2 separate regions of the Homo sapiens genome follow, and region 2 is linked to region 1. The links are chromatin loops, found by intact Hi-C in ENCODE. Cell type or tissue: adrenal gland. All regions are shown on one strand. Each heading gives the region's core, and the rest is flanking DNA. Links, peaks and the distances in the headings are about the cores only.

The links. Hi-C counts contacts between places; a loop is a spot of excess contacts. Peaks named below come from ENCODE experiments on the same cell type or tissue, not always from the same donor. Only the 100,000 strongest peaks of a DNase experiment are listed, where the experiment ranks them.
Region 2: a loop joins it to region 1, with 2.9 times the contacts of the local background. A loop is called at or near these places in 2 of 110 quality-filtered maps.

Annotation. Positions count from the first base shown.
Region 1 is chr7:128,600,309-128,616,839 of GRCh38, forward strand. No RefSeq gene overlaps it. Among named protein-coding and RNA genes, the nearest start is that of LINC01000, 33 kb to the right of the region's middle. RefSeq lists a silencer at 15,097-15,293. In adrenal gland, for the core only: CTCF peaks have their summits at 8,823 (motif pointing right) and 9,024; no DNase peak of the experiment used is centred there; H3K4me3 peaks cover 291 bases; H3K27ac peaks cover 378 bases.
Region 2 is chr7:128,658,412-128,674,942 of GRCh38, forward strand. GARIN1A (golgi associated RAB2 interactor 1A) reads left to right here and starts at 13,881. Exons shown (of 5, transcript NM_001128926.4): 1 at 13,881-14,139. The coding sequence starts at 13,987. It overlaps LINC01000 (long intergenic non-protein coding RNA 1000), which reads left to right. Exons shown (of 5, transcript NR_024368.1): 5 at 1-2,587. It also overlaps the pseudogene CICP14. RefSeq lists a silencer at 14,743-14,802. In adrenal gland, for the core only: a CTCF peak has its summit at 7,956 (motif pointing left); no DNase peak of the experiment used is centred there.

The DNA of each region.
Region 1 (16,531 bases), core at 4,533-12,532:
ATAAGTCTTGAAATTGGGAAGTGCGAACCTTCCAACTTTGTTGGGTTTCAAGATTGTATTGGCTGTTTGGGATCTGTTGCATTTCCCTGTGATTTTTAAGATCATCCTTTCAGTTTCTATAAATAAACCAGATAGGATTTGATAGCAATTGTGTTGAATCCATAGATCAATTTGAGAAGTATTGCCTTTTTAACAGTATTAAGTCTTTCAATCCATGAACACAAAATATCTATTTAGGACCCTTTGATTTCTTTCAACAATGTTTTGCAACTTGCAATATATAGTCCTATATTTCTTTTGTTAAAATTATTCCTAAGTATTTATTCTTTTTACACTATTGCAAATGGAATAGTTTTCTTAGTTTTATTTTCAGATTGCTCGCTGCTAGAGTATAGAAATACAACTGATTTTTGTATGTTGATCTATCATGATGGAGTCTTGCTCTTTCACCTAGGCTGGAGTGCAGTGGTGTGATCTCAGCTCACTGCAACCTCCACCTCCCGGGTTCAAGCGATTCTCCTGCCTCAGCCTCCCGAGTAGCTGGGATTATAGGTGCCTGCCACTACGCCCAACTAATTTTTTGTATTTTTAGTAGAGATGGGGTTTCACCATGTTGACCAGGCTGGTCTCGAACTCCTGATCTTGTGATTCACTCACCTCAGCTTCCCAAAGTGCTGGGATTGTTTTAAAGGTTTAAGCAAGTTTTAAAACGTTAATTGTAAAGAAAATTCTGTGTGTAAACATATTAGCTAAAGTTAAAAAGGTATCATCCAGTTTTTCTGGGACATCCTTGTCTTTCTTGTTCATGATTTTTAAAGGAAAATATGAGGTCTTTAAAAATAAATATTACATTAGCCAGGCATGGTGGTGTGCACCTGTAATCCCAGTTATTTGGGAGGCTGAGGCAGGAGAATTGCTTGAACCCAGGAGATGGAGGTTGCAGTGAACTGAGATTGTGCCACTGCACTCCAGCCTGGGTGACAGCGCGAGAGACTGTCTCAAAAAAAAGAGAAAAAGTATGTTTACTGTATGCTTTTTAGAGGTGGTCATTTTTTAGGTTAAGAAAGTTCCTCTCTTTTTTTTTTTTTTTTTTTGTTTTGTTTTGTTGTTTTTTAAAGACAGGGTCTCATTTTGTCACCCAGGCTGTTGGAGTGCAGTGGCCTAATTGTGGCTCACTACAGCCTCAACTGCTTGGGCTCAAGCCATCCTCCCACCTCAGCCTCCCCAAATAGCTGGGACTATAGGTGTATGCCACCACACCCGGCTGATTTTTTGTTTGTTTGTTTGTTTGTTTGTTGAGCAAAGTCTTCCTTTGTCACTGAGGCTGGAGTGCAGTGGCATGGATCTCGGTTCAGTGCAACCTCTGCTTCCCGGATTAAGCAATTCTCCTGCCTCAGCCTTCTGAGTAGCTAGGATTACAGGTGCACACCACTGTGCCTGGCTAATTTTTGTATCTTTAGTAGAGACGGAGTTTTACCATGTTGGCCAGGCTGGTCTTGAACTCCTGACCTCAAGTGATCTGCCCGCCTTGGCCTCCCAGAATGCTGGGATTACAGGCATGAGCCACCACACCATGCCCTGATTTCTTTTGTAGAGACAGGGTTTTGCCATTTTGGCCAGGCTGGTCTGGAACTCCTGAGCTCAAGCTATCAGCTCACCTTGGCCTCCCAAAGTACTGCGATTATAGGCATGAGCCACTGCACCCGGCTGAGAAAGTTCCCTATTCTGAGTTTGTTGATTGTTTTTTTTTTTTTTTTTTTTACATAATGAAAAGAGTTTTTTATTTCAGAGAAATTTTGTTTTACTGTTTCTTTGATTATTTCATTTCCTCTGTTCTTTTCTCTAGAAAGCCATTAGATAGTTTCAGGGTCTCTGTGCTATTCATGTTTCTTTTCTTTTGTGCTCCATTTAACCTTTTGTTTTATCTTCTGGGAGATTTTCTTATTTTCTTTTCTTTCTTTTTTTTTTTTGAGACTGAGTCTCGCCCTGTCACCCAGGCTGGAGTGCAGTGGCGCGATCTTGGCTCACTGCAACCTCTGCCACCCAGGTTCAAGTGATTCTTCTGCCTCAGCCTCCTGAGTAACTGGGACTATAGGCACATACCACCACACCCAGCTAATTTTTAAAAACATTTTTAGTAGAGACGGCGTTTCACCGTATTGGCCAGGCTGGTCTCGAACTCCTGACCTCAGGTGATCCACCCGTCTCGCCTCCCAAAGTGCTGGGATTACAGGCGTGAGACACTGCACCTGGCCTCTTCTGGGAGATTTTCTTGACATTCTCTTTTAGGTTACTGGCTGTGTATTCAGCTGTGTCCATTTTGATATTTAACCCACCTATTAAATTTTTAAACTTTGATAATCATATTTTGTCAATTTGATTATTCGTGTTCTTTACTTTTTTAATTTTTGTAGCTACAGTATCTTTTTGATCCTCTCTGGACCTATTTTATTTTTTTCATCTTAAGAACCTTTAATACAGTTATCTAAATGCAGAGTTTCAGTTTATGAAATGAACCAAAGCAGTTTGTCATTTCATACTATAAAATATTGAAAATCAAGTGCTAAACTGATACTTTAGTTTTAAAGTTGTTTATTGAATTATCTGTTAACTCTTATGAGTAGGTATTGTTTTTTTGTCTTGGATTTTTCCTTTTGTGCTGTTGGGGTTGTCTTGAAAATGTATTTAGCTTAGCGGAATGAGGGATTAGAGTGATTAGTATAGGTTGTTGGCATGGATTTTTTTTTTTTCTTTTTGGTAACATAGTCTCTTTGTTTTCCAGTTTTGCATTTCTAGATTTTAACACAGGACCAGGCACAGAGGGTCACATTTAATGTTGAATGAATGATCAGTTACAGCATTTTTTTCTCTAACGGATCTGAGCATTGTCACATGAGATCCCTATATTGTGTAGTACCTTTTACCTTTTGAAAACATTGTTTTCATTTTCATGAGGATTTTCTGCTTCCCGACTAAGGAATTTCCTAACTGCCTACGTCCTCAGTTAACTTTTGCATTTTTACTTATCAATGAGCTATTTATATGTGTATTTTTACAGAAAGCTTTAATTTGGAAACATCACACTGAATCACTTTCTAACACCCTTAGTTTGCTGGAAGACAACTTAGAATCAGAAATAAGCATATTTAAACCCATATACCATATATCAAGAAATCTGTAAAGGGCCCTTAGTTTGCTGGAAGACAACTTAGAATCAGAAATAAGCATATTTAAACCCATATACCATATATCAAGAAATCTGTAAAGGGCCTTTTAGATCCCTCTTCTATGGGATCTGGCAACACAGAGCCATTCCTACAACTCCCAAAAGCAAATCTCTATCCAGCACAGACAGACCCGGGTAGGCTGATGATCAATAACCAGTGGAGGGGTATATTTGCTGCATAGGAATAAATGCTAACCTTAGATAGTCTATGATTCCCCTTTGTCTTCTCTATTTCTCTGTTGGTATCTCATTGTTTGTATTATATTCAGAACTTGCATTATGGGTAATTAAAGTCCTTTGGAACGTGCTTTAAGTTTTTGAGGCTTTTCTTTACCCTTCTAGTGTATTGGAGTAGAAATGCTTATACTGCAGCATGGTGTTAAGGAAAGTGCGCACACTGTTTTTTGTTTATGGTATTCCACGGAAATTAAGTGCACACACTTTGAACTTCCTAACTGCCTACTTCCTCAGTTTACTTTTGCATTTTACTTATCATTGGGCCATATATATATGTGTGTGTGTGTGTGTGTGTGTGTGTGTCTTTTTTATTTTTATTTTTATTTTTTTTGAGTCAGAGTCTCACTCTGTCATCCAGGCTGGAGTGCAGTGGTACGATCTCGACTCACTGCATCCTCTGCCTTCCAGGTTCAAGCGATTCTCCTGCCTCAGCCTCCCAAGTAGCTGGGACTACAGGCATGCACCACCACACCTGGCTAATTTTTTATATTTTTAGTAGAGATGAGGTTTCACCATATTGGCCAGGCTGGTCTTGAACTCCTGACCTCGTGATCTGCCTGCCCTGGCCTCCCAAAGTGACAGGATTACAGGCATGAGCCACTGCACCCGGCCCTATGTGAGCTTTAATTTAGAAATATCTCACTAAATCACTTTCTAACACCCTCAGTTTGCTGGAAGAAAACTTAGAATCAGATATAAGCATATTTAAACCAATATACCATATATCTAGAAATCTGTAGAAGTGTTTTTTAATCATTTGATTCTTTTTTTTATTTTTTTTATTTTTTATTTTTTGAGACGGAGTCTTGCTCTGTCACCCAGGCTGGAGTGCGGTGGCATGATCTCTGCTCACTGCAACCTCTGCCTCCTGGGTTAAAGCAATTCTCCTGCCTCAGCCTCCCGAGTAGCTGGGATTATAGGTACCTGCCCCCACGCCCAGATTATTTTTTTTGTATGTTTAGTAGAGACGGGGTTTCACCATGTTGGCCAGGCTGGTCTTGAACTCCTGACCTCATGATCCGCCCACCTTAGCCTCCCAAAGTGCTGGGATTACAGTCGTGAGCCACTGCACCCAGTCTAATCATTTGATTCTTATTGGCTCTTATTATAAATATAGTTCAGACAGTCATTTGTATAGAAACACATTGTAGGGCCGGGCGTGGTGGCTCACGCCTGTAATCCCAGCACTTTGGGAGGCTGAGGTGGGCGGATCATGAGGTCAGGAGATCGAGACCATCCTGGCTAACACGGTGAAAACACCATCTCTACTAAAAAAAAAAATTCAAAAAATTAGCCGGGAGTGGTGGCGGGCGCCTGTAGTCCCAGCTACTCAGGAGGCTGAGTCAGGAGATGGTGTGAACCTGGGAGGCAGAGCTTGCAGTGAGCCGAGATCGTGCCACTGCACTCCAGCCTGAGCAACAGAGCAAGACTCCATCTCAAAAAAAAAAAAAAGTAAAAATAAAAAATAAAAAAATAGAAACACATTGTAAAAGGAGAGGATTGTAAAAGCAATCAAATGATAACTGAAGGAAAGAATGCTCGTATCCTAGTGCATTATAATACTTGAGGTTCATAATGATGACCCTTAATTAGTAAGGAAAGATTGGATTTGCTGCATCCTAGAGTAGAGAACATTTTTAGTTATTTGGAATTATATAGACTTGGCACTCCCCCCGAGACCCCCACCGCAAGATGGAGTCTTGCTCTGTCACCCAGGCTGGAGTGCAGTGGTGTGATCTCAGCTCATCGCAACCTCCACCTCCCAGGCTGAAGCGATTCTCCTGCCCCAGCCTCCTAAGTAGCTGGGATTACAGGCGCCCACCACCATGCCCGGCTAATTTTTTTTGTTTTGTATTGTTTTTTTTTTTTTTTTTTTTAGTAGAGATGAGATTTCACCATGTTGGCCAGGCTGGTCTTCAACTTCTGACCTTAGCTGATCCACCTGCCTCAGCCTCCCAAAGTGCTGGGATTATACGCCTGAGCCACCGCACCCAGCCTCAAATGATAAACTTTTTTTTTTTTTTTTTTTTTGAGACAAAGTCTCGCTCTGTTGCCCAGGCTGGAGTGAAGTGACACAATCTTGGCTCACTGCAAGCTCCGCTTCCCAGGTTCAAGCGATTCTCCTGCCTCAGCCTCCCCAGTAGCCGGGATTACAGGCGTGCACCACTGTGCCTGGCTAATTTTTTGTATTTCCAGTAGAGATGGGATTTCACCATGTTGGCCAGGCTGGTCTTGAATTCCTGACCTCAGGTCATCCACCCGCCTCGGCCTCCCAAAGTGCTAGGATTACAGGCATGAGCCACTGTGCTCAGCCTCAAATCATAAACTTTTTAAAGGTTTATCCCTGACCCTCTAAATTAGGTTATGTGCCTTGTTATATGCTCTTTTAGCACTTCTCCTAATTGTGATTGTGTATTTATTATATGATTGTTTATTCAACAGTTTCTTTCAACAAATATTTACCAAGTGTTTAGTAAATCTTCTTTTGGATTGTAAGCTTCATTAAGGCAGAGTAAGGACTGAGTCTGTGGTTTCTCCTGGCCATGTGCACCTAGCACCTAGCACAGTGCTTAGACATAGGGAGTACTTAATAAATAGTCATTGAATGGATACATTAAAATGGCGTTAATAATGCTGCCTATCTGATAAGGCTGTTGTGAGCCTTCAATGAAATCGTGTGTAGGAAGTGCTAGTTTGCTCACAGGTTGGTGGTAACAGTCTACTGTGGTCATTGAGAGCAGTTATTGTGGACACAACCCACAGTTCTTGTCACCCCACCCACTAGCTCTGTGAACCCACATAGGTACTTAATATCTCTGATTTTTATTTTATTTATCTGTAAAATGGAACTAATAATTACAACCACCTTATAGGACAGAGTCTTGGCTCTGTCACCCAGGCTGGAGTGCAGTGGTGTGATCTCGTCTCACTGCAACCTCCGCCTCCCAGGCTCAAGCAATTCTCCTGCCTCAGCCTCCTGAGGAGCTGGGATTACAGGTGTGCACCACCGTGCCTAGCTAATTTTTGTATTTTTAGTAAGATGGGGTTTTGCCATGTTGGCCAGGCTGGTCTCAAGCTTCTGGCCTCAAGTGATCCACCTGATTTAGCCTCCCAAAGTGCTAGGATTACAGGTGAGCCACCTGACCCAGCCTCCTTATAGGATTTTGTAAGAATTAACCTGTGACAATGACAGTGAAACATTTAGGTTACAGTAACTTGTTGAATAGATGGTGGTTATACCATTGTTAATAATGAGTAAGAACAGTAATCAAAAGAATATGTAGAAAGTATCAGAAGAAATTCACTTGTGGAAATGCTGTATTCTCTGATGAGATAGTCGTACTGTATTTTTACTATTCCATGATCCTCAGAATATTGAATATTTTCTACTTACGTCTGTGATGGGTCATACTTTGTTAGCTGCAGTTTTACCTTGTTTTAAAAAGTACTATTAGGCTAGGCGTGGTGGCTCACGCCTGTAATCCCAGCACTTTGGGAGGCCGAGGCGGGCGGATCATGAGGTCAGGAGATCAAGACCATCCTGGCTAACACAGTGAAACCCCGTCTCCACTAAACATACAAAAAATTAGCCAGGCATGGTGGCGGGTGCCTGTAATCCCAGCTACTTGGGAGGCTGAGGCAGGAGAATGGCATAAACCCGGGAGGCAGAGCTTGCAGTGAGCCCAGATCGCGCCACTGCACTCCAGCCTGGGTGACAGAGCGAGACTCTGTCTCAAAAAAAAAAAAAAAGTACTATTGAGAATATAATATAATTAACCTGAATAGGTTAATAACCTGAATAGGTTAATTATATTATGGAACCTAAACCATATAAATTTAAAATGCCTTAGAATGCCCAGTCAGCAAGTGACAGTATTAGAAATCAACCTGGATTTTAGACCGCTGTGTGTTCATGGATAATGTTTGTGTGTTTAGGAGACTATTCTGAATAGTGTTTCACAGTCCTTTACGTGCATCCCCTTGTGCATTGGATGCTTCACTAGCCTTTTCTGACTAAAGCATATGAAAATACAAGTGAAAAAGGCAAGTTATTACAGGAATAACTTTTCATTTTCTCTAATTTTCATATTTTAAAAATTCATTTGTAAGCATTTGATACTTTAAACCTGTTTACAGGAACTTGGTATAAACCACCATGTCTAGCCCTTTGTCTCATATTTGAATTGTTTTACTTTCTTCTTGGCCACGTGGCCCTGACTTCTCACTTTCATAAGAAGGGGTTTGTATTGTGGAGATACAAATTATGGAGTTGTTTGCATTAATACAAGTGTTTGTGGAAAAAGATGCCAAACTTTCCTGTGATTGGTAATGCACCTTTATTGTAGGCTCAGCAAAACAGTCCCTCATCTACGGGATCTGGCAACACAGAGCATTCCTGCAGCTCCCAAAAACAGATCTCCATCCAGCACAGACAGACCCAGGTAGGTTGGTGATCGATAATCAATTGAGGGGGATACCTGCTGTGTAGGAATAAGGGCTAACCTGTGTAGTCTGTCATTCTTCTCTGACTTCTCTGACCACCTCATTATTTGTGTGTATTATATTCAGAACTTGCATTATGGGTATTTAAAGTCCTTTGGAAGGTGCTTTAACTTTTTGAGGCTTTTCTTTACTCTTCTGGTGTATTGTAGCAGAAATGCTTATGCTAAAGCATGGTGTTAAGGAAAGTGCACACTTTTTTTTTTTTTTCCTACAGTATTCCACAGAAGAAAAGTACCTACACTTTGAAGGCCTCTAAGTTCAGATTCTGGCACTGTGGCCTAAGTTCAGATTCTGGCCTGGGCCTCAGTTTTTCTTAGTACAAATCATCTGTGAAAATGTGGTTGATTCTCATGATCTCAGACAGTGTATACGAAATGTTTATTAGTAGTGTACTTGTAGTAGGCTTTCAATAAATGTTAATTCCCTAATTTATGAAAGTAGTTAATGTATTCCTTTTCCTGCTTACTTATTTATACCTGGCTAAACTTCTCTCAGATGTGAGATACCAACATGGTTTACTCCTTAAATTGTGTTCAGAAACTCTTTAATTTAGGGAGTGTTCTGAACATTTGAGGATTGTATCTGCAAAGGATGGTGGCTATAGCTTCCATTTTGTAGTTTTGAGTATACTGGGTTTTCTTGAAGCCTCTTTTGATACTGTATATATTATCTTCAAGACAGGATCGTTGGCAATCTAGGAGAATTTCTTAAATCTCAAGAGGTATACAACTCCCTGGAGCACATTTGAATTTTATCTAAATCACCAGCTCTTGTACAGTTCAGTTAGATAGTTGAGCACTCAGGTAGCTTCTTCTCTTCCCTTCTGATTGCTCTCTGTTTCCACCAGATGGCGCATTTGTTCCTTAGAGAGTTGTGTCAAGTCTCCTGTGAGATCGTTTTCTATTCAAAGTTAGTTTCATTTCTGGAGTAACGTGTTTCTACATTGTTCAGTGCACAGTAGTGAGAATTCATACATTTGATTCCAGAATTAACATGTATTTGAAGTGTAGGTGTAGTGGGACGTAAGGAACCCAGCAGAGGACTTGAACAATGAGATGAGACAAGCAGATTTCATTTCTTAAGCCATGTGATTCTAGGCCATTTGTGTGAGCAAGTGCTTTTTTTTCCCCCCAAGAAAGGTAACGAGAAGAGTGTGATGACATATAACATGTTGAGACTAATCCTAAATTTGTTTTACCTTTGTCTCTGTAGTCCAACCTCACAATAGAAAAAATATCTGCACTAGAAAACAGTAAGAATTCTGACCTAGAGAAGAGGGAGGGAAGAATAGATGATTTATTAAGAGTAAGTATTAAAATTTGGTAAGATATTTTATAGCAAGCACCATTTGTTATATATATTTGGATTATGTACATATCATAGAAGTAATTACTATAGCCAAATAACAATGAAATAATAAACATTTGGGTATTTTTCTTTAATTGAGGGAATCTGAGTAGGAACCAGGTTCCTGCATTCTAAACACTACCTTTAAATTGGAAATCTTATACTGTAGTATTTTAATGATTGAATTTATATTGGAGAAATAGATATGTGGAGTGTTATATTTCATCTAGAACTGTGGGAATAAGTATAAAGTGTTGTTTTCCCATTCCAGAGAAATTATTTTAATATTGTTGAATTTTATAAGCTATTTCAAAGGACTTTTTAGCCCATTTTGCTTTTTGTACCTTTTATAACCTACTCACCCAAACTTTTTTGTGCTTACAAAAGAAACCTTTAAAATGCTTCATCTGGAATTAAATAGATATCACTAGAAAATACTTTATCAATATATTTTGAACATGCAATTTGGCATGACTGACTCATAGTTTTTAAAGAGTAAAAAGGGCCGGACATGGTGGTTCACACCTGTAATCCCAGCACTTTGGGAGGCCAACGCAGGTGGATCACTTGAGGTCAGGAGTTTGAGACCACCCTGGCCAACATGTTGAAAAGAAACCCTGTCTCTACTAAAAAAATATAAAACATTATCCTGGTGTGGTGGCAAGCGGCTGTAGTCCCAGCTACTTGGGAGGCTGAGACAGGGGAATTGCTTGAGCCTGGGAGGCGGAGGTTGCAGTGAGCCGAGATTGCGCCACTGCATTCCAGCCTGGGCGACAGAGTGATACTTCGTGTCAAGAAAAAAATAAGAAAGTAAAAAGGACCGGGCATGGTGGCCCATACCTGCCACTTTGGGAGGCTGAGGCAGGAGGATTGCTTGAGATCAGGAGTTTGAGACCAGCATGCATGACACAGCAAGACCCCATTTCTATAAAAGAATACAAAATTTGCCAGGCATGGTGGTGTGTCTGTGGTCCCAGCTACTGGGAGCCTGAGGTGGGAAGATGCTTGAGCCCAGGACCTCTAGGCTACAGTGAGCCAAGTTCACGCTGCTGCGCTCCAGCCTGGACAACAGAGCAAGACCCTGTCTCAAAAAAAAAAAACCATTATACATGCTCTTTACAAAATACAGAAAAATATGTCACTCATAATTCCATTAATTGGGATTAAACATTTGGTACATTTTTTTTTTCAGTAATTTTGAGCTGTTTGAAGTAGATATGTGTGTGTATATATATATATACACACACACACACAAATGAATATATACATAAATGTTACTGATTTACGAATAACATTGGCTAGCATTTTTCTCTTCTCTAGTGATTTAGAAGGTATAGGTTTGATCCTTATTTCTGCTAATGTGGTAGTTAATCTGACTCTTCAGGGTCCTGAAACCTCCAGGGCTACTGTGACACAGCAAGATGGGGATCGGCAACCTTGCCTTTGTCAGTCTTTCTTATTAGGCTTTGGGTACAATTTTGTTTGAATATATGTTTAATAATACAGATTATAAAAGTCACTGTACTCATGATGATCTGACCTCCAAAATTTTTTTACTTGTATTATATTTCTGTACTTAATAAAAACATAAGGTAAAATAGTGTATTTTGACTCCTTTTTATATAAAACCTGGAATTCAGCACATAGCTAAACTAAGTCTGGCCTTTATTAGTAAAGTCTGGTGTGTTTATATTATTATTAATTTTTTTTTTTTTGAGACAGAGTCTTGCTCTGTTGCCCAGACTGAAGTGCAGTGGCGTGATCTCAGCTCACTGCAACCTCCGCCTCCCAGGGTCAAGCAATTCTCCTACCTCAGCCTCCTGAGTAGCTGGGATTACAGGTGCCCGCCACCATGCCCAGCTAATTTTTGCATTTTTAGTAGAGATGGTGTTTCACCATGTTGGTCAGGCTGGTCTCGAACCCCTGACCTTGTGATCCACCCACCTCGGCCTCCCAAAGTGCTGGGATTACAGGCGTGAGCCACCGCGTCCAGCTATTATTATTAATTTTATATATTTATTTTGAGACAGGATCTCACTCTGTCACCCAGGCTGGAGTGCGGTGGCGCAGTCTTGCAAGCTGTGCCCTCCCCAGTCCCCACCCGATGTGATCCTCCCACCTCGGCCTCCCAAGTAGCTGGGACTATAGGCATGTGCCACTACATTTGGCTGTTTATATTATTAATCAATTAATTTTTTGAGACAGAGTCTCACTTTGTCACCCAGGTTCAAGTGATTCTCCTGCCTCTGCCTCCCAAGTAGCTGGGATTACAGGCATGCACCACAATGCCTGGCTAATTTTTGTATTTTTAATAGAGATGGGTTTTTGCCACATTGGCCACGCTGGTCTCGAACTCCTGACCTGCAGTGATCAGCCTGCCTTGGTCTGCCAAAGTGCTGGGATTGCAGGCGTGAGTCACTGCGCTCGGCCTATATTATTATTATTAAATTACCATTTTTACTGCTATATATGACACTAAGTTCTTATGTATAGAGTATAGGCAGAGGCAGCTTTATGACCAAATTCATAGTCATTGTTAGACTGGTTTATTCAACTGATTTCAAGGCTTATCAACAGTATTTTTTTTTATTTATAGTTCTTGTTTTATCTGTTGATGGTGGTACATTTTTAAGTGATTATTTTTCAGCAAGGATTTGTCAGTGTTAAATTTTCTCTGCCTTGCAGACCTGAGAATTCTCTCTTTTGCCCTCCCATGGAAAGACAACACTGTGTGCAGGATTTTTGTGTCATAACCCCTTGTTCTGTTTGTTCTGCTTCTCAAATATAACACACATTCTCTCTCTCTGTTTCTCCTTCAGTTTTTCAAGCATTTTGTATTTCAGAGAGGTTCATGACCAAAGCAGCAAACACCATAATTTGTTAAATATTACCCCAGGGTGTATCTATATGTGGGTTTATATATTTTTATTTGGAAAATGTGTGATTATGTCTAACTATGCTTTTATCCCTGTTTATATTGGTTTCTTCTTGACTCTTAGCTTGAATCTCTGATTTCTCTCCTTTATTTCTAACATGTTATGTCTCATTTTAATATGATTGCCCCTTTCTTCTGAGTCTCATTAAACACTGTCTTCCATATATTTCTGGCATTTACTGCAGCTCATGTGAATTTTGATTTTATTGTTTACATTTTTATTTTTTGAGACAGTGTCTTGCTGTCGCCCAGGCTGGGTGCAGTGGCACCGTCATGGCTCACTGCAGCCTTCATCTCCCAGGCTCAAGTAGTCCTCTCACTTCAGCCTCCTGAATAGCTGGGACTACAGGCATGTGCCACTGTGCTTGGCTAATTTTTTTATTTTTTGTAGGAACAGGGTCTCACTATGTTGCCCAGGCTGGTCTTGAACTCTTGGGTTCAAGCAATCCTCCTACCTTGGCCTCCCAAAGTACTGGGATAACAGACGTGAGTCACCGTGACAGGCCTATTATTTACATTTTAAATTTCCCTGCTTTTTTCCCTCATCTAATATACTTTCTTACCCCATCCTGTATATTCTCTAGGGTTTTTGGTTCCTATTTCCTAGATATCATGTCTTTTTGCATTTTATGAAATATGACAAGAAGTATTCTAAAATGTTCTTTTGATTTCTGTGGGTGATAATTTTCATTGTTTTCAAGCTGATTTTCTGTATTCCTTGGGCCTATTTTTGTTGTTGTTGTTTTTATTTACTATTGTTATTTTTATTTCCTTTTCTCCATCTTTGAATGAGGAGACCCATATGTAGTCTCAGCACTGTGTTGTATTTTTCATTGTTCGGATATGTATACTTGCATGGAGTTGCTCTTATTCCTGTTTTTATTCATTTGGGTGCTGGTTGAATTGCCATCAAAGATTTATAATGAAATGGTTTGTGGGTGTAAAAAGCTCCTTGCCAAATTCCAGTATCTGTCAGGGTTTTGTACAGAGAAGCTCTGCTGTACTGAGAAATAATTGTGGGCGTGCCTTTCTCCATCATCTGACTCTTTAAGATTGAGATGACAGAGTATGAGAAAAACTTGAATCCTAACCTGGTACTGCTTTAGGAGTTTTAAAAAAATGTTTGCTTATGTTTTCTAAGAAGCAATATGTTTCCTTCACTCACCACTGCCCCTTCTACTCTGTCGTCTTCAGACTGTTGCAGTCTTTATTTGTATGTAGAGCAGTACTAAAGGAGTAGATAAATAAAAAAGGAAGACACCGAGGGCAGCTGCCTTGTTTTTAGGTTGATTAGAACTTGTGCTTCTAGAAGATCTAGAGGATCAATAGTGAGGGAAAGACTGCATGTCTTGTATATTCTTTCAGACATCATTCATTGAATTTTGCCATTTTAGTAAGATGTTGGGTATGGCTGCATTGGGGGCTACTAGCCATCTGCTTTTTTTTTTCTTTTTTTTTTTAATTTAAAAAAAAGGACACAGTGTCTTGCTCTGTCTCCCAGGCTGGAGTGCTGTGGTGCAATCACAGCTCACTGCAGCCTCGACCTCCCAGGCTCAAGCAATCCTCAGCCTCCCGAACAGCTGGCATCAGAGGCGCATGCCACCACACACGGCTAATTTTCAAAATTTTATAGAGACAAGGTTTTGCCATGTTGCCGAGGCTGGTCTTGAACTCCTGGGCTCAAGTGATGCTCCTGCCTCGGCCTCCCAGAGTGCTGGGATTATAGGCATGATCCACGCGCACCAGCCACCAGCTGTTACTTTAAACATGAACTCCTCGAAGACATTAGCGTCAGAAGCCACAAAAACTTAGAATTCTTAAAATTTTAAATAACTGCCAAGAGGTTGATTGATTTCATACATTTGATTATAGATTTCAAGGGAACACTCACCTTATGAGTAGACTGGGTTTTCCATAAACATTAAATGATCTTTGCTTGGTAGATTCTTTAGTATGAATTTGGTAATCACACTTACCCAAATGTAGTTACACTCTGCCTTTGATAATATGGTTCTGTACAAAAACTAACAGGAAGACATTATGCTATGGGGAGAGGAGAAACATTTGGAGACAGAAGCTGTTTCTCATGGGTTACTTTAAAAATGATGCTATATTATACAAAAGAAATGATAAAAATTTTTAATGAAGCTACAAAGTCTCAAAAATTGAGTATCGTGTGATATCTTCTGTTTGTGGTTTTTAGTATTTTAGAAACACCTAACAGGTTTTTCTTTTTCATAATTTAAGTGAGTTTTTATGAGGTAACATTATTTGCTAGAAGAGCTGAGATCTTTTTTTTTTTTTTTTTTTTAACACAAAAGGACTAAATTCAGGACTTGCTAGTCAAATTCGTCCTTGGGTTAGTGGTTCTTTCCTTCTCTGTTATTGCAGGAGGCTTCAAGTTTTTAGTCCACACTGTAGGCTTCTGACCACAGCTAAATTAGCTGTGTATTTACATTCTGGCATTCTTGAACCAGGACCTTGTTTGTTTGTTCTGTCTTTTGTGGGCATGGGCGTGCCTGGCTTCTCTGGTGAGGAACATTTATGCAAATTTATCTTTCTTAAATACCACTAGAAAAAGAACAAAGCAAACATAAAATTCAGTAATTTTTTTGTATGTGCTTAATCACTCTTTGTATTTTAAACATTCATTGTAGTTTATTTTTTTATTATTTTATTTTTTGAGATGAAGTCTCACTCTGTCACCTAGGCTGGAGTGCGGTGGCGTGATCTTGGCTCACTACAACCCTCGCCTTTGGGTTCAAGCGATTCTCCCGCCTCAGCCTCCTGAGTAGCTGGAATTACAGGCTCCCGCCACCACGTGTGGCTAATTTTTTTATATTTAGTAGAGATGGGGTTTGACCACGCAGGCCAGGCTGGTCTTGAACTCCCGACCTCAAGTCATCTGCCTGCTTTGGCCTCCCAAAGTGCTAGGATTGCACGCATGAACCACGATTCCCAGCTTTAACATTTTTTAAATTATTATTTTGTGATAGCTTAGGTGTTTGTGATGACAAGAGTAGCTGTAACTGGTTATTGGCAGGAGCAAAATATGATCAGTAGAAAAAGATGCCCAAGTTAGTAATTCAGTTTATCATTTATAAATAGATGATATGTTATGAGAGAATAAAGGAATGAATTATTTACTTTTTCTAAGACATAGTTACTTCTTACCTGTTTGAACTTTAATTTTGCTTTTGATAAAACAACATATAGAAATGATTTTTTTTTTCTCTCCCTAGAAACTGCTTTTCCATTAATCTTCTTCCTTGGAGCTAATTAAAAATTTTTTTCTCATTGAAGGCCAACTGTGATTTGAGACGGCAGATTGATGAACAGCAAAAGATGCTAGAGAAATACAAGGAACAATTAAATAGATGTGTGACAATGAGCAAGAAACTCCTTATAGAAAAGGTCAGTGAATAATGTTGGTCTAAACTCTGTATCCCAAGATACTCAATGTGTGTCATTGTGTGGCTTCTTATTCCTTACTTGAGATGAAAATATTTAAAATTAGAGCTTTTTAGGAACATGATTTGACAATTAGAATTTTTTCCTTGCGTGGACACCAGACCAAGCATCCAGAGTGTTAATTTGGGATACGCTTTGTTGTTGTGCATTGCTTTGAGTGTGATATTGAACAGAGACAGCTTGTCCTAGTTGAATTTATTTGGGGTATTGCTCTCCTAAATTCTTATATTCATTCTATCAATTGAAGTGAGTATCCTATTACTATTAGAATCATTAACAATAGTTGCATTTTTGTTTCAGAGATGGCATTTAGAATAACTTATGTATATAATAATGTGATAATTAATGCTTTGTGCATTAAAAAATTAAAGTTGTCATATACCTGTATATGATTACTTAACTGGCTGATGTCCTGTTTATTATATTCATTGGTTGATTATCACTTACCTCTGTTAATAGGTATTAGTAACTATTAGAAGTTTTTTTTTTTGAGGCTGAGTCTCGTCCAGGCTGGAGTGCAGTGGCATGATCTCAGCGCACTGTAGCCTTCGCCTCCCAGATTCAAGCGATTCTCCTGCCTCAGCCTCCTGAGTAGCTGGGTTTACAGGCGTGTGCCACCATGCCCAGCCAATTTTTGTATTTTTTTTTTTTTATACTTTAAGTTTTAGGGTATATGTGTACAACATGCAGGTTAGTTACATATGTACACATGTGCCATGTTGGTGTGCTGCATCCATCAACTCGTCATTTAACGTTAGGTGTATCTCCTAATGCTATGCCTCCCCACTCCCCCCACCCCACAACAGGCCCCG
Region 2 (16,531 bases), core at 3,529-11,528, 57 kb after region 1:
GGCCCAGGGCTCCTCCTCCATGGTGGGAGGTGAGCTTTTACCAGGTTCCACCACCCCCAAAGTGTGTGGGGTTGCGGGCCCTGGGCTTTCAGGGCAGGTGGCTCCAGGGGGCCACCCAGGGTCAGCACTCCCTGTCCCACCTGGTGGACACTCATGAGCAACAGCTGCTGACTTGGCAGGTTCTTTGCTCTGGTTGGAGGCCACTGAGTGACTGGCAGGTTGCTGGACCTCACATAGCTGCAGGGAGGGGTCAGGAAGGGGACAGAGTACCAGGAGAACACAGCCACAGAGCAAGGTTCCACGTTCCTCCACACAAACATGCTGACGCCACTGGAGGCCTCGCTGGACGCAGACATCAGGGGCCTGTGGGCCAAGTACATGGTCTGGGCAGGGGGTTCCTGGCAGGGGCTCACACCTCCTCAGCCCCCTCCTCAGCCAAGGCAGCTTGGACCCACGGAAGTGGGGATGGAAGGGGAGCATGAGGCCAGGCCTCAAGTTTTTGTTTTTGTTTTTTTTTTTTTTGAGATGCAGTTTGGCAGGCTGGAGTGCAGTGGTGCGATCTCAGCTCACTGAAACCTCCACTTCCTGGGTTCAAGCAATTCTCCGGCCTCAGCCTCCCATGTATATGCACCTTTACTGCTGAATATTATATATTTTCTTATGCTTTCATGTGATTGATTAGCATTCTTTTTTTTTTTCTTTTTGAGACAGAGTGTTGCTGTCGCCCAGGCTGGAGGGCAGTGGTGTGATCTCGGCTCACTGCAACCTCTGCTTCATGGTTTAATTGATTCTCCTGCCTCAGCCCCCTGAGTAGTTGGGATTACAGGCACCCGCCACCACACCTGGTTAATTTTTTGCATTTTTAGAAGGCGTGGGTTTTTGCCATGTTGGCCTGGCTGGACTTGACCTCCTGACCTCAAGTGATCCACCCTCCTTGGCCTCCCAAAATGCTGGGATTACAGGCATGAGCCACCACACCCAGCTGCTTTCTTTCATTTTTACTTGAAAAACTCCATTAAGCATTTCTTTTAAAGTAGACCTAGTGGTGGCTCATACCTATAATCCCAGCACTCTGGGAGGCCAAGGTTTCAGGATCGCTTGAGCCCAGGAGTTCAAGACCAGCCTGGGTAACATAATGAGACACCATCTCTACAAAAAATGCAAAAATTAGCTGAGCATGGTGGCACGCACCTGTAGTCCCAGCTACCTGGGATGCTGAGGTGGGAGGATCACTTGAGCCCGGGAAGTCACAGCTGCAGTGAGCCATGATCGCACCACTGCACTCCAGCCTGAACAACAGTGTGAGACCCTGTTTTTTATTTTTTATTTTTATTTATTTATTTTTTAAAGACATAGGTAGCTAGAGTAATACAGAGATGAAAGGGAGAGTATTCACACACGCTTCTTAAAATAGAAATTACTAAATTTTATTTTACTTAAAATAAAATTTAGCTGTGAGGATTCTCCACAAGGCTGCTCATGACATGGCAGATGGCTTCCCCTTGGGTGGAATGACAGGAGGGCGAGGGCCAAGGTGAGGGTGGTACGGAGAGAGAAAAAACTACCAAGATGAAAGCTGCAGTGCCTTTTATAACCTAATCTTGGAAGGGACATATCACTACTTGTGCCTTATCCTTTCAGTCACACAGACCAACCCTGATATGTTATGGATAGGGACTTGGAGACTGCTCCAAAGACCAGGAGGTGACGATCACTGGGGTCCTCTGGGAGACTGGCCACCACAGTTGCCTTTTCCTTTTCAGGTCACTTACAAGGGTCTTTGTTGCTATGGAGGTGGATGTGGGCATAATCAAAGGGTACATGTTGTACAGGCCTTTATTATACAAACCTCTACAATAAAACAATAACACATCACTGCCAAGACAGTTATACAGTGTTAAATTGGAATGGAAAGGAAGGAATCAGAATTTCATGTGATAGAACACTTAAAAGTCTGCCTGTGCACATGTATGAATATGCATTAGGGAGAAGTAAAAGAGTGACCTGAAAATCTTCCTAAAGTAATATTATCTAGAAAGTTTGAGAGGTTTAACTGTGGCTAACAAGATTTCCTGAAGATAAAATGTTCCTGGGGCCTTAATAGTTACAAGAACTTTACCAAATCAAGAAAGCAAATATATAGGAGTCTAAAAATTATTTAGTTTTGCATATTCATTTCAGAGTACCAATTATGATTTTATTTCTTTTTAATTTTTAAAAGTTTAGAAAAAAAACGAGAACCAATTACAATGTTAAAAGGAAACAGGAAGGATAGATTTGGGGCCAATTATATTACTGTTTGGGTTTTTGTTACTATAAAAATGGAAATATTAAAGATTTTAAAAAATGAGTGGTAATAGAGTACAAATCTGCAAATGATGAATCAGCAATTATATTTTTATACCAAATGGTATGTTTGTGATATTGATATAGTATTAATGCACTGTGAATTTATTTATTTATTTTGAGATGGAATCTTGCTCTGTCGTGCAGACTGGTGTGCAGTGGTGCGATCTCAGCTCACTGCAACCTCTGATATGGTTTAGCTGTGTCCCCACCCAAATCTCATCTTGAATTCCTATGTGTTGTGGGAGGGACCTGGTGGAAGGTCCATGAATGATGGGGGCAATCAATTCTTTCCTGTGCTGTTCTTATGATAGTAAATAAGTCTCACAAGATCTGATTTTTTTTTTTTTTTTTTTTTTTTTTTTTTCCAAGACAGAGTCTCACTCTGTCACCCAGGCTGGTGTGAAGTGGTACAATCTCAGCTCACTGCAGCCTCTGCCTCCCGGGTTCAAGTGATTCTCCTGTCTCAGCCTCCCAAGTAGTTGGGATTACAGTTGCCTGCCACCATGCCTGGCTAATTTTTGTATTTTTAGTAGAGAGGGGATTTCACCATGTTGGCCAGGCTGGCCTTGAAGTCCTGACTTCAGATAATCTGCCTGTCTCAGCTTCCCAAAGTGCTGGGATTACAGGCGTGAGCCACTGTGCCCAGCTGAGATCTGATGGTTTTAAAAAGAGGAGCTCCCCTGCATGAGATCTCACTTTTTGCCTGCTACCATTTATGTAAGATGTGACTTGCTCCTTCTTGCCTTCCATCATGACTGTGAAGCTTCCCCAGCCATATGGAATTGTAAGTTCAATTAAACTTCTTTTCTTTGTAAATTACCCAGTCTCGGGTATGTCTTTATCGGCAGCATGAAAACGGACTAATACAGTAAATTGGTACCAGGAGTGGGATGTTCTGAAAAGATATCTGAAAATGTGGAAACGACTTTGGAACTGGGTAATAGGCAGAGGTTGGAACAGTTTTGAGGGCTCAGAAAAAGACAGGAAAATGTGGAAAAGCTTGGAACTTTCTAGAGACTTGTTGAATGGCTTTGCCAAAAATGCTGATAATGATATGGACAATAAGACCCAGGCTGACGTGGTCTCCGATGGAGCTGAGGAACTTACTGGGAACTGGAGCAAAGGTGACTCTTGTTATGTTTTAGCAAAGCGACTGGCAGCATTTTGCCCCTGCCCTAGAGATGTGTGGAACTTTGAACTTGAGAGAGATGATTTAGGGTATCTGGCAGAAGAAATTTCTAAGCAGCAAAGCATTCAAGAGGTGACTTGGGTGCTGTTGAAAGCATTCAGTTTTAAAAGGAAAACAGAGGATAGAAGTTTGAAAAATTTGCAGCCTGGCAATGCGATAGAAAATTGCATTTTCTGAATAGAAATTCAAGCCAGCTGCAGAAATTTGCATAAGGAAGGAGGAGCCAAATGTTAATCCCCAAGACAATGGGGAAAATGTCTCCAGGCCATGTCAGAGGCCTTCACGGCAGTCCCTCCCATCACAGGCCCAGAAGCCTAGGAGGAAAAAGTGGTTTCATGGGCTGGGCCCAGGGTCCCCAAGCTATGTGCAGCCTGGGGTTTGGTCCACTGCATCCCAGCTGCCCCAGCTGTGGCTGAAAGGGGACAATGTAGAGCTCGGGCCCTGGCTTTAGATGGTGCAAGCCCCATGCCTTGTGGTGTTGAGCTTCCATGTGGTGTTGAGCCTGCAGGTGCACAGAAGTCAAGAATTGAGGTTTTGGAACCTCCACCTAGATTTCAGAAGATGTATGGAAATGCCTGGATGCCCAGGCAGAAATTTGCTGCAAGGGTGGGGCTCTCATGGAGAACCTCTGCTAGGGCAGTGCAGAAGGGAAATGTGGGGTCGGATCCCCCACACAGAGTCCCTACTGGGGCACTGTCCTCCAGACCCAGAATGGTAGATCCACTGACAGCTTGCACTGTGTGCCTGGAAAAGCCACAGACACTCAATGCCAGCCTATGAAAGCAACCAGGAGGGAGACTGTACCCTGCAAAGCCACAGGGGCAGAGCTGCTCAAGACCATGGGAACCTACCTCTTGTATCAGCATGACCTGGATGTGAGACATGGAGTCAAAGGAGAACATTTTGGAGCTCTAAGATTTGACTGCCCTGCTGGATTTTGGACTTGCATGGGGCCTGTAGCCCCTTTGTTTTGGCCAGTTTCTCCCATTTGGAATGGCTATATTTACCCAATGCCTATACCCCCATTGTATCCAGGAAGTAACTAACCTGCTTTTGATTTTACAGGCTCATAGGTGGAAGGGACTTGCCTTGTCTCAGATGAGACTTTAGACTGTGGACTTTTGAGTTAATGCTGAAATGAGTTAAGACTTTGGGGGACTGTTAGAAAGGCATGATTGGTTTTGAAATGCGAGATCATGAGATTTGGGAGGGGCCAGGGGCAGAATGATATGGTTTGGCTGTGTCCCCATCCGAATCTCATCTTGAATTTCTGTGTGTTGTGGGAGGGACAGGTGGGAGGTCATTGAATGATGGGGGCAAGTCTTTTCTGTACTGTTCTTGTGATAGTGAATAAGTCTCATGAGATCTGATGGTTTTAAAAAGAGGAGTTTCCCTGCTCAAGCTCTCTCTCTTTGCCTGCTGCCATCCCTGTAAGATGTGACTTGCTCCTCCTTGCCATCTGCCATGATGTGAGGCTTCCCCAGCCACGTGGAACTGTAAGTCCAATTAAACCTCTTTTCTTTGTAAATTATCCAGTCTTGGGTACGTCTTTATCAGCAGCGTGAAAACAGACTAATGCACTCTGCCTCCTGGGGTTCAAGCAATTCTCATGCCTTAACCTTCCAGGTAGCTGGGACTACAGGTGTGGACTACCATGCCTGGCTAATTTTTGTATTTTTGGTAGAAACAGGGTTTTACCATGTTGGCCAGGCTGGTCTTGAACTTCTGCCTCAAGTGATCCACCTGCCTCGGCCTCCCAAAGTGCTGGGATTACAGGCATGAGCCACCGCACCTGGCCTGCACTGTGAATGTATAATCCCAGTGATTAGATATGGATATTAATGTTATTCATTTCCTTTTTACCTTATTTTATGTTTGTTTTTAATAATAATAATTTTGTAACATTTGAAGATATAAATATCCTTAAATACTTTTACAGTCATGTTAAAAATTCTTCGGATTTCAAAAACAATGAAAAAATTGATAATGCATTTGGAAATTGTAGAAATATGAGAGAGTCCTAATTTTGAAAATGAGGCACTCTGATACAGGTCAGTTGTACAAGGACATGAGTACATTAGTACTTTGATACCTTCATGTTTGGCAGTTATAGTCAGGTACTTCTTTTATGAATTTAAAATTAGTAATTTATTTTATGACCAACTTCAACTTTTCAGGAGCTGTTATTGTGAAAGTTTTTTTGCTACTATGAGTTTTATCCAGTCAGAAACAGGAACCAATTGTAAACAATTACTTCTATTGCTGCAAACAATTTTTAAAAACCTGCCAAATATGCAATGCCTTGCTATTCAAAAGAAAAAAAATTCATTGGTTTAACTCCATAGTTTTTTTGTTTTTGTTTTTGTTTTTTTGAGATGGAGTCTTACTCTGTTGCCCAGGTTAGAATGCAGTGGCACCATCCTGGCTCACTGCAAACTCCACCTCCCGGCTTCAAGCGATTCTCCTAAGAGTAGCTGGGATTACAGGCCTGCGCCACCATGCCCAGCTAATTTTTGTATTTTTAGTAGAGACAGGGTTTCACCATGTTGGCCAGGCTGGTTTTGAACTCCTGACCTCAGGTGATCCACCCACCTTGGCCTCCCCAAGTGCTGGGATTATAGTAGTGAGCCACTGTGCCCCAAAAGAAAAAAAAATTTCAAATTTCATACCTTAAAAATTATCTCCTTTATGAGATAACACCTGTGGAAAGAAAAAAAAAAGAAAACATTATTTCCTTCAAACTAACCTGGTAAAGTTTGGAAATACTATAAATCCTCAATATTTAAAACAGTGTAGTACCAGAGTGTGAATAGACAGATGAAAGCAATGTAAAATAAATTCTGAAATTGGCCTATTATAGTTAAGACTTTTGATTATGAGAAAGGTGGTATTGTCCTCATGAATCTCAATGAGGCTTAAACTGACCAGCCTATTTAATAGCACAGCCTTCCACCACATCCATCCCCAACATTCCTGGTCCCCCTCATCCTGTTCTTCTTTTCTTTCTATAGCACTGACCACCTCCTAACACACTATGCGATTATTTATTGTGTTTTTTTAATTGTTGGAATCCCCTCGCATAAACGTAGCCTTTTTATTTTGTTCACTGATCTATCCCAAGCATCTAGGAAAGTGCCTACCATATATAGTAGATACTTGATAAACATTTGTTAAATGAATGAATCTCAAATCAGTGGTGAAAGATGTAACATCCTATACAATAAGTGACACTGGACAATTGATAGCCATCTGGGGAAATACAGACAACCACATTGGTTCTAGACTTTACATCACACACCAGGAAAAAATCTAGATGGATTAAAGGCTTAAATAGAAAGATAACAACCGTAAAAGTCATTCAGGAAACCATGGGGAAATGATTGTATAACCTTGGAATGGGGAAACTTTGTCAAAATATCATACAAAAATCCAAAAGCCATAAATGAAAATATTGATAAATTTAACTACCAAAAGAAATTCCACAAGGCAACAACACAGTAAACATATTCAAAGACAAATAAAAAACTAGGAAAAAATGACAACTCAGTCTTTGCAATATAAAAAGATTGCCTATAAAATAGATAAGAAAAAGACTAATAGCCTAATAGAAAAATTGGCAAATGTTATGAATTAAAAATTCATAGAATAAAAACCAATGAGATAAATGAAGAGATGCCCAATTAAAATTACATTGAGATATCATTTTAAAAACTTTCAGCCTGATAAGTTCAAAAGCTTTATGACATACTGAGATGGTGGATTTATGAGAAGCACAAACTCTCAAACATTGTTGGTGGAAATTTAAATTTGTATACTTGTTATGAAGTTCATCACAGTAGTATCCATCAGCATATACACTCTTCTTTTAAAAAAAATATTTATTTGTTTTGAGACAGGGTCTCACTCTGTTGCCCAGGTTGGAGTGCAGTGGCGTGATCTTGGCTCACTGCAACCTCTGCCTCCCAGGCTCAAGTGATCCTCCCACCTCAACCTCTTGAGAAGCTGGGACCAAAGGCATGCACCACCATGCCTAACTAATTTTTTGTATTTTTTATAAAGATGGAGTTTCACTGTGTTGCCCAGGCTGGTCTCAAACTCCTGGACTCAAGCAATCTCACCTCAGTCTCCCAAAGTGCTGGGATTATAGGCGTGAGCCACCACACCCAACTCATATACATCCTTTCACACAGCAATTCTACTTTCAAGAATTTTTTCTTGTTACCAGACAGGATTAGCTAGGTTAAGTTGAGGTAATAAACAATCTCAAAACATCAATGGCTTAAAATTACAAAGGGCTTTTAAAAATGTCTCACTAGTGCCATGGAAAGACTATCCTTAAAAAAGTATCTCAAAAATATGTTTAAGAGAAAAGAGCAAGTTGAAAAAAAAATAGTGCCATTAGTCGTTACATCAGTGTACATCTAAGCTGCCATCTGGTGGTGGTTTTCTTCCTCCTGAAGAACTCTTAGTGTTTCTCGTAGTTCGGGTCTACTGGAAACAATTTTTCTCAGCTTTTATTTGTCTGAAAAATTCTTTTTTTTTTTTTTTTTTTGAGATGGAGTCTCCCTCTGTCACCCAGGCTGGAGTGCAGTGGCGCGATTTTGGCTCACTGCAACCTCCGCCTCCCGGGTTCAAGCGATTCTCCTGCCTCAGCCTCCTGAGTAGCTGGGATTACAGGCACGCGCCACCACACCCGGCTAATTTTTGTATTTTTAGTAGAGATGGGGTTTCATCGTGTTGGTCAGGCTGGTCTCGAACCCCTGACCTTATGATCCACCCACCTCGGCCTCCCAAAGTGCTGGGATTACAGGCATGAGCCACCGCACCCAGCTGAAAAATTCTTTAGTTCCCCTCAAATTTTTTTTTTTTTTTTTAGAGATGGGAATCTCAACATGGTGCCCAGGCCAGGTGGGACTTGAACTTCTGGACTCAAGCAATCCTCCCACGTCAGCTTCCCAAGTAGCTGGAACTATAGGGATGCACCATGAACTACTAATTTAAAATAAACTTTCTCCTTTATTAGTATTTTTTAGTAGAGACGGGGTTTCACCATATTGGCCAGGGTGGTCTTGAACTCCTAGCCTCAAGTGATCCATCTGCGTCAGCCTCCCAAAGTGCTGGGATTACAGGTGTGAGCCACCACACCCAGACATTCATCTTTATTTTTAAAGGACATTTTTACTGAACATAAAATTCTCTGAGTTGGCAGTTTTTTCTTTCAGCAATCTTAAGATGTTTATGCCTTCTGGCTTCAACAGTTGGAGCAAGAAGATTGCTGTAATTCTTATCTTGGTTCCTCTGGATATTTTTAAGGTTTTCTTTCTATCAGCAATTTGATTACGATGTGCCTCATAAGGATTTATTTGTGTTTATCCTGCTTGGGGTTTATTGAGCTTTGTGGACTTGTACATTTATAGTTGTCACTACAGTTGGAAATTTTTAAGCCATTATTTCTTTAAATACGTTTCTATCTCAAGAAGTACAGTTATCTCCAAATGAGCGTCATCTACATGTCCACAACTCTGATCAGACCACTCTTAGAGCCAGTAATGATTATTTTAATACCTACCATACTTTGTGTATATTTACTCCTCAGTAAATATTTGTAGAGCTGCACATAGGGAATTTCTTTAACACCTTTAAAGTTTATTTATTTAAATAAGAAATACATGCCCATGGTAAATATTTCAAATAGTACAAAAATATTTCAAATAGTACAAAAAAGGAGGTATTCTGTGAAAAGTAAGTCTTTGTTTCACCAAAGATACCAATCCCTGCCCCCTCCCCGTCCTAAGGCCATCACTGTTAGCATTTCCTTTTTTCTCCTCCCAAAATTGTCTGTGCATGTTCAAGTATATATGGATATATATCCTTGTGCTAGCATACTATATACACTGTTCTGCATCTTTTTAAAGTTTAATAATCTTGGCGATCATTCTATATCAGTACATATAAAGTGGGCTTTTTATGAATGGCCTAACATTACATCATACAGATGTATCATAATTTAATTAAGTGGTGCCCTGTTGGTGGATATTCAAGTCGTCTGGTCTTTTGCTATTGCAAATAATGTTGCAGTAAAGTAAAATGTAAAATAAAAGTAAATGTCTTACTTACTTAAAAACCTATTTTAAAAGTAAATGATGGACTTTAGGAGGTTAAGAATTAAAAATTAATAAACATATAAATAAATGAGGTACTCTAGCACTTGGGGTCATGCTGATGTTCTTGTCATCTAAATTTTTGGTTTATATGCTGCAAACATTGTCAAAGAAATTTCCTATTTCTTTTACAAGGAAAAGAGAAAAACATGTCAAGAATAGGGAGTACTATTATAAGAAAGCAAAAGTAACAACTTTGAAGGTTTGAATTTCTGGTGTTACAAACTTTGTATGCTAAAAAGATAAATGTTAGTTTCCACTTCTAATGATCAAGTCTTAGGAAGATATAAGCCAATAAGATATAAGCTGCTTCTGATGGTACAGCTTCAGGGAAACACCAGTGAGAAGCACGTGTCTCCCCTGATGAGAAGAGAAGTGCTAGGAGATTGAGCCTCAGTCACAGGCAGATGTGTGTCTTGACAGCCACGGTGTGTGTCTTGAGAGTTTAAAAGATGTGAAAGAATGATTTGACCCATTGGCTTGCTCGCTGAATAAGCACCAAGGCAAGAGAGCCTGGTAGTTGTCCTGCATAGTCTAGGAAGGACATTCTGAGAAGGATAACTAATACTTCATCCCTCTTCAACTTGATGCAACCTGAAGAGCAAGTCCTTGGGTGAAAGTTTCTTGTCCGGTACCAAAGATAGGAGATAGCAGGTAAAGGGAACAAGTTGGTACCATGGCAATGGTGTCCCAGTAAATTTTTATTTTGTTTTGTTTTGTTTGCAAGAACAGTATGGGATAAACAATAGCAAATATACAGCCTTGGTTTCCCCAAATCCTACAATCTCAGTGCAGGAAGGTCATCTTCAGCAGTCAGCTCAGAATAGCCTCAAGGGACATGATGTCTACAGCTTCTGGCTTCAGAATAATGTCCTATTACTGTCAAGTGGCACCCCCCACCATTTCTTCAAAGGCTGTGATAAGTTTTGCACAGATGAGGGCAGCAGAAAGGAGGTAGTTGCTGCTAGACACCATCCTTCTCTGTATATTCCACACTGACCTTGCTCTAGGCAAAGGCCCCCACCACAAAAACAATAGGGTCACTGTTGAACACCAGCTCTTTTTTTTTTTTTTTTTTTTTTTGAGACGGAGTCTCGCTCTGTCGCCCAGGCTGGAGTGCAGTGGCGGGATCTCGGCTCACTGCCAGCTCCGCCTCCCGGGTTCACGCCATTCTCCTGCCTCAGCCTCCCAAGTAGCTGGGACTACAGGCGCCCGCCACTACGCCCGGCTAATTTTTTGTATTTTTAGTAGAGACGGGGTTTCACCGTTTTAGCCGGGATGGTCTCGATCTCCTGACCTCGTGATCCGCCCGCCTCGGCCTCCCAAAGTGCTGGGATTACAGGCGTGAGCCACCGCGCCCGGCCCTGAACACCAGCTCTTACACCTACCTCGCTGATGCCTGGAATGGAAAAAGAAGTGCCGATTTTCTTTTTCTTTCTTTCTTTTTTTTTTTTTAGACAGAGATTCACTGTGTGGCCCAGGCTGGAGTACAGTGGCACAATCTTGGCTCACTGCAACCTCCGCCTCCCGGGTTCAAATGGTTCTTTTGCCACAGCCTCCTGAGTAGCTGGGAATACAGGCGCATGCCACCACACCCAGCTAATTTTTGTATTTTTAGTAGAGACAGGGTTTCACCATATCGGCCAGACTGGTTTCAAACTCGTGACCTCGTGATCCTCCCTCCTTGGCCTCCCAAAGTACTGGGATTAAAGGTGTAAGCCACCACACCCAGCCAGAAGTGCCAATTTTCATACATCCAACTGGGAAGTGATCTGATGTTGGATTCTTTTTTCTTTCTTTTTTTTTTTTAGGTGGAGTTTTGTTCTTGTTGTCCATGCTGGAGTGCAATAATGGTGTGATCTCAGCTCACTGCAACTTCCACCTCCCAGGTTCAAGTGATTCTCCTACCTCAGCCTCCCGAGTAGCTGGGATTACAGATGCCTGCCACCACGCCCGGCTAATTTTTTATATTTTTAGTAGAGATGGGGTTTCACCATGTTGGTCAGGCTGGTCTCCAACTCCTGACCTCAGGTGATCCACCCGCCTCGGCCTTCCAAAGTGCTGGGATTACAGGTGTGAACCACTGCACCTAGCCCTTTTTCTCTTTTTAAATATACAATTTTAGGATCCCTTTTTTTTTTTTTTTTGAGATGGGAGTCTCATTCTGTCACCCAAGCTGGAGCGCAGTGGCACAATCTCTGCTCACTGCAACCTCTGCCTTCTGGACTCAAGTGATCCTCCCACCTCAGCCTCCCAAATAGCTGGGACCACAGGGCGTGCCACCACACCCGGGTAATTTTTGTATTTTTTGTAGAGACGAGGTTTTACCATGTTGCCCAGGCTGATCTTGAACTCCTAAGTTCAAACAATCCACCCACCTTGGCCTCCTGAAGTGCTGGGATTACAGGCGTGAGCCACTGCACCTGGCCTTATAATACTCTTTATTGTAAATTTCATATGACCAGTTGATTCTTACCAAAAGCTTTTGTTGATTTTTGTCAAACGCTGATATTTCTAGCCAACCTATGATTGCAACTGACAAGCAAGTATAGTTCTGACATGAATATTGGTTGATATTTTGATTTACATTAATGAGCAAGGCAAAAGTGAAATAACAAAGTTGTGTATTGGAACTTTACTCATTTGTCAATGACGTGGGCAACTTCTTCGCTAAATTAGGTAAGTCTTCAAATACTGGAAGGCTATTTTCTCAGATTTTTCTATGCCCAAAATATAATAGCTACAGACACATCTTTAAGTTTAATCTGCATAATTAACATTTTCTCTATCACTTTAGTTTAGACAATCAACAGAACAATAAATCAAACCCTGATTTGTAGCACTTGCTGATTTCAAGCTAGCTAACAAGATGAAGTTCCTGAACACACCCTGGGAAGAGATATGCAGCAGCCCACCACTGTATACTGTTTCTTTTCTTTTCTTTTTTTTGAGACAGAGTCTTGCTTTGTCGCTTAGGCTGGAGTGCAGTGGCACCATCTTGGCTCATCACAACCTCCACCTCCCAGATTCAAGCGATCGCCCTGCCCCAGCCTCCCAAGTAGCTGGACTACAGGTACCCACACCACACCCGGCTAATTTTTGTAGTTTTAGTTGAGACGGGGTTTCACCCGTTGACCAGGCTAGTCTCGAACACCTGACCTCAGGCGATCCACCCACCTCGGCCTCCCAAAGTGCTGGGATTACAGTCATGAGCCACCAAGCCCAGCCAAGTTTATATCATTTAAGTTTTAAAGGCTGGGCTTGGTGGCTCATGACTGTAATCCCAGCACTTTGGGAGGCCGAGGTGGGTGGATCGCCTGAGGTCAGGTGTTCCAGACCAGCCTGACCAACATGGAGAAACCCTGTCTCTACTAAAAATACAAAATTATCCGGGTGTGGTGGTGCATGCCTGTAATCCCAGCTACTCGGGAGGCTGAGGCAGGAGAATTGCTTGAAGATGGGAGGCGGAGGTTGTGGTGAGCCGAGATCACGCCACTGCACTCTAGCCTGGGCAACAAGAGCAAAACTCTGTCTCAAAAAAAAAAAAAAAAAAGTTTTAATAATTGCTGTGTTTAACAACTGGTTTGTAGCATTCCTGAAAATGTAACAACCAGCTCTCGTGACCTGTTTTGGTCTGGCTCCAGCATACAACTGTGCCACTGCCTTCTCCTTTGCCCACTGTTTCCAAATAAATAAGCTTCTCAGTTTAGTTAACAGGTGTCCATTTCTTTAAAAAAAAAAAAAAATCTCCTTTTCTCCCATGAGATGGGGTAGGGAAGATGAACTCCCTTTTTCCTATCCTTAGACTTCCCTGGGCAGGTGAACAAGTCCCATGGAAGTTTGGTGAGGGGCTTCAAGGGGAGCCAAGAGGATTAAAGCCTGTATGTTCCCGAGAGCCTTCCTTGCATCTGGCCAGCTCACTGCTGCCTTGGCATAACTTTGGGAGGGTCATTTTTTCCATGTGGGGTAAGGCTGAATGTTTACAAAGTGGAATAGGCTGCATTACTGCTGGTTTGTAGTTGGTGGAAAGAGGGAGAAAAGAGCCTGGCACATCCTCTGTCCTTCCTCTTCTTTTTTTTTTCCCTTTTCTGTTGTCACCATCACATTCCTTGATGTCATTCCTGCCATTGTGAGCTGACAGGCCCTCCCAGCCCTGGTGGACAGCCCGTAAGTAAATGGGGAGGAAATGCTGGGGAGGTGGGGGCAGATCACATCAACATCCTGGCATTGGGCTGGGTCGGCGTGGAGCCCCAGAAATGTTCCCAAGCCCATTCTTACCAAGAACCAATGAGTAAAATCAGGGGCCTCCCACCTGAGGTCAGGGAACCAGGCCCTGGAGTGGAACTTGGGGTGGAAAATGGCCTTCTTTGTCAACTGATTCATTCTCCAGAATTCAATTTGTTCTCCAACTCGGTGGTGTTTGAAAGCAACTTTATCCAGGTACCCTCGTGGAGCTCAGGGCCAGCTGTCTTTCTGTTTCCAAAACCTGTTCCTAGGGGTTGGTTAGGAGATGCTGTGGCCTTTTAAAGCCCTGGGGGAGGGGGGGGCGGGGGGACAAAGAAGCCACCAAAGCTAGAGAAAACCAGAAGGTCTGGGTCCCAAGTTCACCTCCATTTGTGCCTACCGTATGATAGAGCTACCTGCAGGTCATCTGTTCTAGGGAAATTGATTTATGCTTTACAAATGAGAGATCAGAGCTCAGTCTCCAGGCAGGGTTCACAGGCCCTTTCTGGGCCACTTGTCCAAAGTGGATGGTTACAGGGAATGAAGGTTGCTGTTAGAAACTCTGCTCTGAAATCCATCCTCCTCAGTCTGGGATGGTTTAGAAACAGCCTTGTTTGAAAGCAAAGACACTGGGTAAATAGGTGTTGCCCAGATCCTACCATTCCCTAAAAGGATGGTGGTGACATGACCAATGGAAGTGAGCCTGGGATGGGGCCACTGGGAGTGGAAGGTGGTCGTTTTCGTAAGTATCAAGTCTTAACGCGGGTGCTGCCTGCCTCCCTCTAGCGGTCTAGCCTGAACCCATGCTCCTGCGCAGGAGAGCATAACCAGTTAATCAGCCAGTAAGCACACACTAAACATCTACTGAGTGCAGGGCAGGAGGTGCAGAGAAAAATCAGAGTGTCCCTGGCCAGGAAGCCTATGAGTTTGGTTTACCTGTTATTTGGTAACTGTCTAAGCAAGCTCTATGTCAGAGAGCTTGGGCCAGCTGATGCACCAGGCATGACTGCAGAGAGCAGGTGCTGGGGGCATTCATTCAAGGCATTCTCTCTGGACTTTGGCAGTTGAAGAAGGCTTTCCAGAAGGGTCTTAAGCCATTCTTTGAGAGACTGCTGAGATTTTGGTAAGTGGAAGAGCAGCGGGGAGGATATCCCAGACAGAGGGGCTTCAAAGTACCTAAGGAAAGGCAGGGAGGCTGGAATGCAAGGTCTGCAAGACACAGACCCATTCAAATGGAATGGGAAAGTAGCCAGGGGTTATAGGAGAGAAGGTGGGAACAGTTTGAGGTGGGTCTTGGGCTTAATTTGGAGACTCTTCACAGAGCAGCGAGCTGCTCCCTAATGGAGTCCCCGGATTTTGGAGAGCTGTGTTTATGGCTCCTGCCGCTCCACGGTCCCTTTACTGTGCCCCAGGAGATGTGTAGTTGGGTGATCAGCTGGCAAACCTGAGGCGAGCTCATTCCTAACATACCCTTGGTGGAGACAGAGCAATAACATGGGAAGTCCAGTCTCAGGATCCAATTTCTAGTCATTTCTATTTGGGTGTAATGATTCAGCTGCAAATTTCTTCTCTTAATGTGTGCTTTTTTTTTGAGATGGAGTCTCACTCCGTTGCCCTGGCATGGTCTAGGCTCACTGCAACCTCTGCCTCCTGGGTTCAAGCAATTCTCCTATCTCAGCCTCCCGAGTAGCTAGGACCACAGGCGTGCACCACCTCGCCCAGCTAATTTTTTTGTGTTTTAGTAGAGATGGGGTTTCACCATGTTGGCCAAGATGGTCTTGATCTCTTGACCTCATGATCTGCCCGCCTTGGCCTCCCAAAGTGCTGTTTTCTTTGGCCTAATATTAAAACTGTTTAGATTCTCTGAATGGACACTAAGTGACCTGGGTAGCAGCAAACTTAGAATGTGCTAGGGAGAGGCTGACCCGCACAGAAAAGTTCAAAGTTTGATTTTTTAAAAAAAAATTTTTGATAGAGACAGGGTCTCACTATGTTGCCCAGGCTGGTCTTGAACTCCTGGCTTCAAGTGATACTCCGGCTTTGGACTCCCAAAGTGCTGGGATTATAGGCATGAATGACCGCACACAGTCCAAAGTTTACTTGAAGTGATGCAACCCACATATTAGTTATAGTTATAGTTGTTATAGTACAGTTACACTGCTTCCTCTCTCCCCCTTCCTGCACATCACCATCACTATCATCATCTCAAAGCAGCATTACCCACAAACATTTATTGAGCACTTACTCTCAATGTGTACAACCCTTTGTGTTTTGCAGAGGATATGAATTTCATTCCTCAACAAGGGCTCCAAGAAGTGTCACTTTTTTTTTTCAAAATCAAAATTCACTTTTCTGGGAACACCATCTGGTCAGGCTGGTGGGAAATTACATTTCAGTCATCCCTGGGGCTTTCCCTCATCCCCAGTTCCACCAAGGACTGGGCAATGGTGTCGATAGTTTTACAAAGTCTAGAACATTGGCTGGGCATAGTGGCTCATGCCTGTGATCCCAGCACTTTGGGAGGCTGAGAAGGGAAGATCACTTGAGCCCAGGAGTTTGACACCAGTCTGGGCAACATAGTGAGACCCCATCTCTATTTTCTAAAAAA